Regions from separate parts of the Homo sapiens genome. Here region 1 is linked to region 2. The links are chromatin contacts, found by Hi-C or POLR2A ChIA-PET in ENCODE. All regions are on one chromosome and are shown on one strand. The core of a region is the stretch at or near the end of the contact, and the rest is flanking DNA. Distances in the headings are between cores, read along the strand shown.

Region 1 (3,129 bases), core at 8-2,507, 200 kb before region 2:
TGACCTTTTTTTTCTTGCTATTTTTCCCTGTGGGTTTTTAAAAAATAATCTCAGCATTTCTTCTGTGTTTGATAGCAGTGAACACAGCCAATACCTACTGAAGAGCACACATGATGCAACTTATGAAAATCTGAAACTTGAATATTGTTTATTTTTTTCCCCTTTAAAGTCTGATTCACTTCTTACTTTTCAAAATAAAAAAATCAAGCAGAATAATCTTGAAGTAAATGAGCCAAAAAAGATGTCCTTTAGTTTCTTCTTTTGTCTAGTTTTTTCAGAGTTGGGGGAGGGGAAAAAGAGATTGAAGGATGAAAAGATGGAGAGGTTAAAAGAATGGAAAGAAATCAGAATCTAAAAGGGGAATGTAGAAAGGGAAAGAGATGATGATGAAGGAAGGAGTGAGACAGACACAGCCGAGATTAAGAGGAGGAGGAGAAATGAAAAGGAGGAGGTCTAAGAGGAAAGAGGGAAACACAGAAAAAAGACAAAATGAAATACAGGCACAAAGACAGACAGTTGGAGAGAGAAAACATGGAATGAGTTTTGAGCCTGTTCTGAACCCCTCTGCCTCACCAATCTATCTTACCACCTCCTCAGGCTTCTACTCCTTCTAGATCTTATCTCCAATGTCTCTGGTTTGATGAGCCCAGAGGAACTCATTCCTAGCCCAGTAGCTGGTATGGGCTGGATCTCACTTCCTCCATACAACGTCCGGGGCTCTGACTTCACTATTTCCAATTCTTCTGTCTCCTGGTTAAAGCTTTACCACTTCTAGGCTGTGCATTATTCTCTAGCGGTTGTTTGGGAAGGAATTTGCTCCCTAGCCAGACTGTGAATTTCCTGAGGGCAGGGTCCACTCCTTGGCTCAGCATCCTACCACTCCCTGGGGCTTGCTCCTTAGTACCCAGTCAATAAACATTTGCTGAGTGGATGAACGAAGGGATCTCACTGCATCGACCTTCTCAGCACACATCACACTGTGGTGACCAGCTGTCAGCCAACCCTCTCAATTTCTCAGGGATATTTCTCATGAAATGGCTTGTCAGAACTCCAGCCTTCCACCTAAGTACAACGGGCTGAATTGTCTCCCGATATCGAGTCTGTGGAATGCTGATGGGAAGGAAAATGCTGTAGTCTATGTTTAATATGGATGCGTTTCAAACCTCGCAAATGATCCAGGCAGAGGCAAGGGCAGTCCCTGTGAGGAAGTGTGGCATGCGTTTGGAAGGCAGTCCACATTCCAGCTGAGCACTGGTTCTGGAGTTACGTCACAAGCACCTCTGCCAAAGGAAATAAGGCAGCTTTATGCTTTTGATAAGATGTGCATGGGATGCCTATCAGATGGTCTGGAGACTTTTTGGAAACTTTGTCAAAGATGGAAGCCCCAGAAAAGGGCAGGATGCTTCCCTGGTGTTTGCCGAATGGCGTGGGAGGAGATCTTGTGTTTCTTCCAAATGGTGGGATTACACTTCACGATTGAACTTTCTAGAAACTGGGGTTTGGTGGGTGAGGGTGGACTCCATAGAGTTCGTAGCAGTAACCCCTGTGGGTTCCTATATCAAGTTCCTTTCTTATGCGAGTCCAGCAATATATTACAAATATTACATTGGCCTCTCTAATGAGATTAGATAATAGCAGACACACTTAACATTAGATAATGCCACTTCTTCTGATTCCTAATATGATACTCTTTCCTGGTTACTTAAGAACTGAATGAATGAGAAATGGAAGAAAGGCATTTGGGCTTTGGTTTTCATTGCCCGTGGAGTGAAGCCAGGCTGCAGAAGGCAAGCAAAGTGCTGAAGTTGGGCCAGCTTTACTGGGTGGTGAGGTAGCAAGAACTGAGAGAGCCTGTGGTTTGTAGTGATGGCAGTATTCTTTTTTGTTCTTTTGAATTAAAGCTGCACACTGGCTCTACTCCCTCCTTCATTTTGGATTCAGCAGTTTTATAGCTCAGCTCTTCTCCCTTTTGCTCCCCTACCTTTACTCTTTTTTCCCCGTAGAAAAGAGCTGGAAAGCTACCCAATCACGGGGATGGGATTTTTATCTTAGGAGGCATTGGAAGAAAGGCAGAGTCCCACAGGGAGTGGCAGCTCTCTCCATCTGTCAGTTGCTAAGTGTTGATGAGGGCCTTGCCTTGTCTCCAGTGCCATGGAGCAGGGTCTTTGTCACTAAGATGTTTTTTCTGCCCTCCAAGATCTGGTAATCTTGGAGAGAAAGTCTCTGCTTTAGAGGTTCACAGTGGAAAAGGCAAGAAAAGAGACTACAGTAGTGGTTTTAGAATACCCTAGAACAGTGGCTGCAGGAGTGGACTGAGGGCAGAGGGATAAGGCAGGCTTCCTGCTGAAGGTGTGTGCCTGAGGTTTGCCTTGAAGGGGAGATTTGGGTAGGGGGTGAGTGGAGCAGTCTGACAGGGGCGGTACTGCGGTGGTGAGGAACCTAATGTGTGCCCCGACCACTCTTGTCTATATCATCTGGGTGTGGGGAGCTTGGCAACCAAGAGTCCTGGGCTCACCCCAAACCTACAGTGGTTTGCAAAGATGGCTGCAACAAATCCTCTCATTCCCCAGGCCCCTTTGCCAAATGACTTTGCCTCTCCTTCCATCAAGAAGTGGAGCCTAGCCAGGAGCGGTGGCTCACGCCTGTAATTCCAACACTTTGGGAGGCCGAGGCAGGTGGATCACTTGAACTTACGAGCTCGGGACCAGCCTGAACAACATGGTGAAACCCTGTCTCTGCTAAAAATACAATAGCCTGGCGATCGTGCCACTGCACTCCAGCCTGGGTGACAGAGAGAGACCCTGTCCAAAAAAAAAAAAAAAAAAAAAAAAAAAAAGTGGAGTCTATTTTCTCTCCCCTTGAATTTGGACTGGCTTGTAACTTGCTTTGACTAATAGAATGTGGTGGAAGTGATTCTGTGTGACTTCCGAGACTAGGCCTTAGGAAACCTAGCAGCTTGAATTTTCATCCTCTCTTGGACCCCTGAGATTGCCATGCTGTGAAGAAGCCCAGTTTAGCCAACTGGAGGGTGAGGGGCCATGTGGAGGAGAATTGAGGCACCCCAGCCAATAGCCAGCACCAAATTTCAGACATGTGAATGAGGTCATTTTAGACTCTCCAGTCTTAGTG
Region 2 (3,394 bases), core at 410-2,909:
TCCTTTTATTGGAGGATGGCATTGTCATGGCCTGGCAGCCCATATTTCTTTCTGGGGGTATTTGGCCCAGCTTTCAGCACAGAGTAGGTGCTCAGTAAATATGTGAGTGGTGAATGGATGAATAATTAGGTATTAATACCCCTTCCCCAGATAGGGCAGGAGTGGAATTTAACAGACATCTTTCAAGATTGCTGCAGTGAGTACCTTCTTTTTAAAATGTCAAATACAGGCAGCCACCAGTGGGAGGTGGGATGTCATTACCCTAAAGGTCATTTATAAATTGGGTCTGCTCCACATGTGTTCATCTGGGGCTCAGGCTAAGGGGCAGCAGTCACTCAGAGGAAGCTCTTTTCATTGAATGACAGGGACACAAGAGGGTGAGCAGAACTGGCCGTGACTCTTGAGGTCGGTACTTGGTGGGTGTATTGTTTGTTCTGGATCATTCCATTGGCCAAAGCAGGTCATATGGTTGAACCCAGAATCAAGGGGTGAGAAAATATGAGAAGAGCTGCAAAGTCTCATGGCCAATGGCATGGCTACAAGGAAGGATGAGGAATGGGGACCAGTAATGCAATCTACCCCCATGAGGCAATGTTTTGAGCAACATTTGCCTGTCTCATAGTGCCGGTATCTAACCTGAGAATGACACTAGCTCCAAGGAAAGCAGAACAGAACACATGTATGGAGCCGAGCACTGTGCCTGGTACACTGTTATTAGGGGCAGACTTGGAATTGGAACCCAGGTCTCCTGGCTCCCAGGCCTGGGACACTTTCCGACACATCACGTGGCTTCTTCTCTCCAAGTTCATCACTCTGTGAGGCAGCCTGTCAAACCCAGACAAGTCCTGTGGCTATTTTTTTCTGCTGACTTTTCACCACGGGGATGCCAGCCAAACAGAGCTAGTGTCACGGGCCTGACGGGTGTCAAACCTTGTGTGTGAAGAACGTCCCCGTCATCCTCTCTCCCTCATCCCCCAAACACTTATCTCATTACCGAGGCGGGGGCAGGGAGCCGGGGAGGGAGGGAGGCAGCGTGGAAGTGTTTATTCTCTTCAGGAGCAAGTCTCTCTCCTAATTAGTAGGTGATTCTGTGAGATGAAGCCCAGGTGGGGAATCAACTTGGGGGTCTGGAGTGGTGCTCCAGACGTCCCTGATTACCCAAATCCCCAGCTGGGGTGAGGACCCCTCACGTGGGGAGGGAAAGTGGGGGAATATTAGTTTCTGATACAACGAGAGACAAGAGAATAATTCTACGAGGCCGTGTAGAACAAGCAGAGAGAGAAAAGCTCTTTGAGTGCAACAAGGAATGGGGTTTTAAAATTTCATTTGCACAGCGGCAGGTCTTGCCAATTGGATCCTTTCCAGAAAGCAATCTGCTAAGTCTGACAGTCGGAAGAAATGCCGGGCTGCTGAGCGAGGAGAGGCTGGGTTTTTTTAAGGGTTTATTTTTCATCCAGGTCCTTTGTGAGCAATGGCTTTTTTTTTTTATTCCATTTTAAAAGAAAAAGACACGCAGCGATCCTCTTTGTGAGGCGGGAAAGGGCTTCCCTGACCATCTGGGCCTCAGAGGGACTCGGGGAGAGGCGGCCTTTTGTGTCGGGGCATTCAATGCCCGCGCGGCCGCCGTTTATCTTTGCTGCCACTCACACCAGACTGGCCTCGCTGCCGGCTGGCCCAGGGCACACACAGAAGCTCAGAGCAGTCCTCCAGGTCCTTATCTGTGTCACGGGCAGGAGGTCGGGGGGTTGGGGGGTCTCTCTGAGCCCACCCAGAGGTCCATTGTGTTGGCTGCTCGGAGCGACAGACCAGCACCGCAGACATCTCTTTGCCCAGACCTATTCTTCGATGCACAGCGCTCTCTCTCTCTCTCTCAGCCTCTCTACCCTTCCTTGAATCCATTCCCCTCCTGCCAGTGGGGCTCGGGGATTTAGGGTGAGCATGGATTCTTGGCCCACGCCAGCTGTTACGAGAACATTTCATTGCGTGCATGTGTGCGTGTGCATGCGTGCACACACACACACTCATGCACACATGCACACACCCTTTCAGCCCTGCCTGTCAGCCAGGCTCCAGAGTCTGAGCAATCTTTTTATAGAAATGCTGAGGTGACGAGGCTGTCTTGCCTTGGGTCCTTGCCCGAGTGCTGGGGCTGTTTTGTCCTCAGACAATTGCACTAGAGCAATACTGGCCAAGAAAACGCAGGCACAGTGGGCTGGCTTAGGGCAGACTTGGTAGAGAGAGCATTTTAGCTGTGCAGGGGTTTCGCCTATTTAGAGGCTCGTTTGGGGTGTTATTTTTATAGCTTACAAGGCTCACTTTCACACATATCATTTGGTCCTTATAGTAGCCCTGTGATATTGGCAGGGTGCCTATTCATCCCATTTTCTGGATGAGTAAGCTGAGGCACAGAGAAGCTATACTGGCCTGATTTTACAGGCAGGGAAATTGAGTAAGAGTGAAGTGAATTATATACACTTAATTTGTTTTCATCCCAACCCATGAGATTTCAGCATACACTACCTGTCATTGTAGACAGCTATTTATGAGTTCAATATCTGTTGCTTTAAAAACAATGTGAGGCCGGGCTCGGTGGCTCATGCCTGTAATCCTAGCACTTTGGGAAGCCGAGGTGGGTGGATCACCTGAGCTGAGGAGTTCGAGACCAGCCTGGCCAACATGGCTAAAACCCGTCTCTACTAATAATACAAAAATTTGCCAGGCATGGTGGTGCGCACCTGTAATCCCAGCTACTCGGGAGGTTGAGGCAGGAAAGTCACTTGAATCCAGGAGGCGGAGGTTGCAGTGAGCCGAGATCATGCCATTGCACTCCAGTCTGGGCAACAAGAGCAAAACTCCATCTCCAAAAAAAAAAAAAAAAAAAAAAGACCAAAAAAAAACAAAAACACTCAAACAAGGTGACTGCTGGGTGGAGATCACTTTATCTTGTTGAATGTCTCAAGGTCCACCATGACAAAGCTGCCTTACACCAAAAAGGTAAAGATTTGGAGACTCAATGTCCCTGAGTGACTTTGGCCTCTAAGACCCCCATAGGTGTACAAGGCTAAGCCAGGAGGAGGACGGGGCTGGGAGCTTGGGGTTGCAGAGACAGAGACAGGGCTGGGGGAATCTAGCCCTTTCTTCCTGGCTAGGACAATGCTGCCGCAATGAAAAGATGTGAAGGACAAGAATTTGAGGTGGTGGGGAGTATTGACAGGGCCATTACTTGTGTATTTATCACAGGTGGTTGGGTGTGTCTAGGGACGCTCAGCATTTAAAATCCAGCCATGGTGAAACATGCTGGGAGCCTTGAGTTGTAAGTTTCTGCTTCAGGTGGGCATGGGCCTTGAAAGACTCAATCATGTAGTCCTGGCTCTACAAGGGCATGGCCCTGTGT

What was found. A loop is a pair of places that touch in the nucleus more often than their neighbours do. ChIA-PET counts read pairs that join two places held with the same protein, here RNA polymerase II (POLR2A).
Region 1: a map of ascending aorta shows a loop between it and region 2 (5-fold over the local background). The contact joins two enhancer-like sites. A Hi-C loop is called at or near these places in 1 of 168 maps with a recorded cell type or tissue (ascending aorta). POLR2A ChIA-PET finds 5 or more read pairs at or near these places in 1 of 52 experiments (OCI-LY7).

Annotation. Positions count from the first base shown.
Region 1 is chrX:39,719,824-39,722,952 of GRCh38, reverse strand. No RefSeq gene overlaps it. Among named protein-coding and RNA genes, the nearest start is that of MIR3937, 60 kb to the right of the region's middle. Within about 2 kb of position 1,257, at least 2 of the 41 ENCODE cell types and tissues checked have a DNase peak (open chromatin) inside an H3K27ac peak, as active enhancers do; they include ascending aorta, where a contact is called at or near this core.
Region 2 is chrX:39,517,341-39,520,734 of GRCh38, reverse strand. No RefSeq gene overlaps it. Among named protein-coding and RNA genes, the nearest start is that of LINC01283, 84 kb to the right of the region's middle. Within about 2 kb of position 1,659, at least 11 of the 41 ENCODE cell types and tissues checked have a DNase peak (open chromatin) inside an H3K27ac peak, as active enhancers do; they include ascending aorta, where a contact is called at or near this core.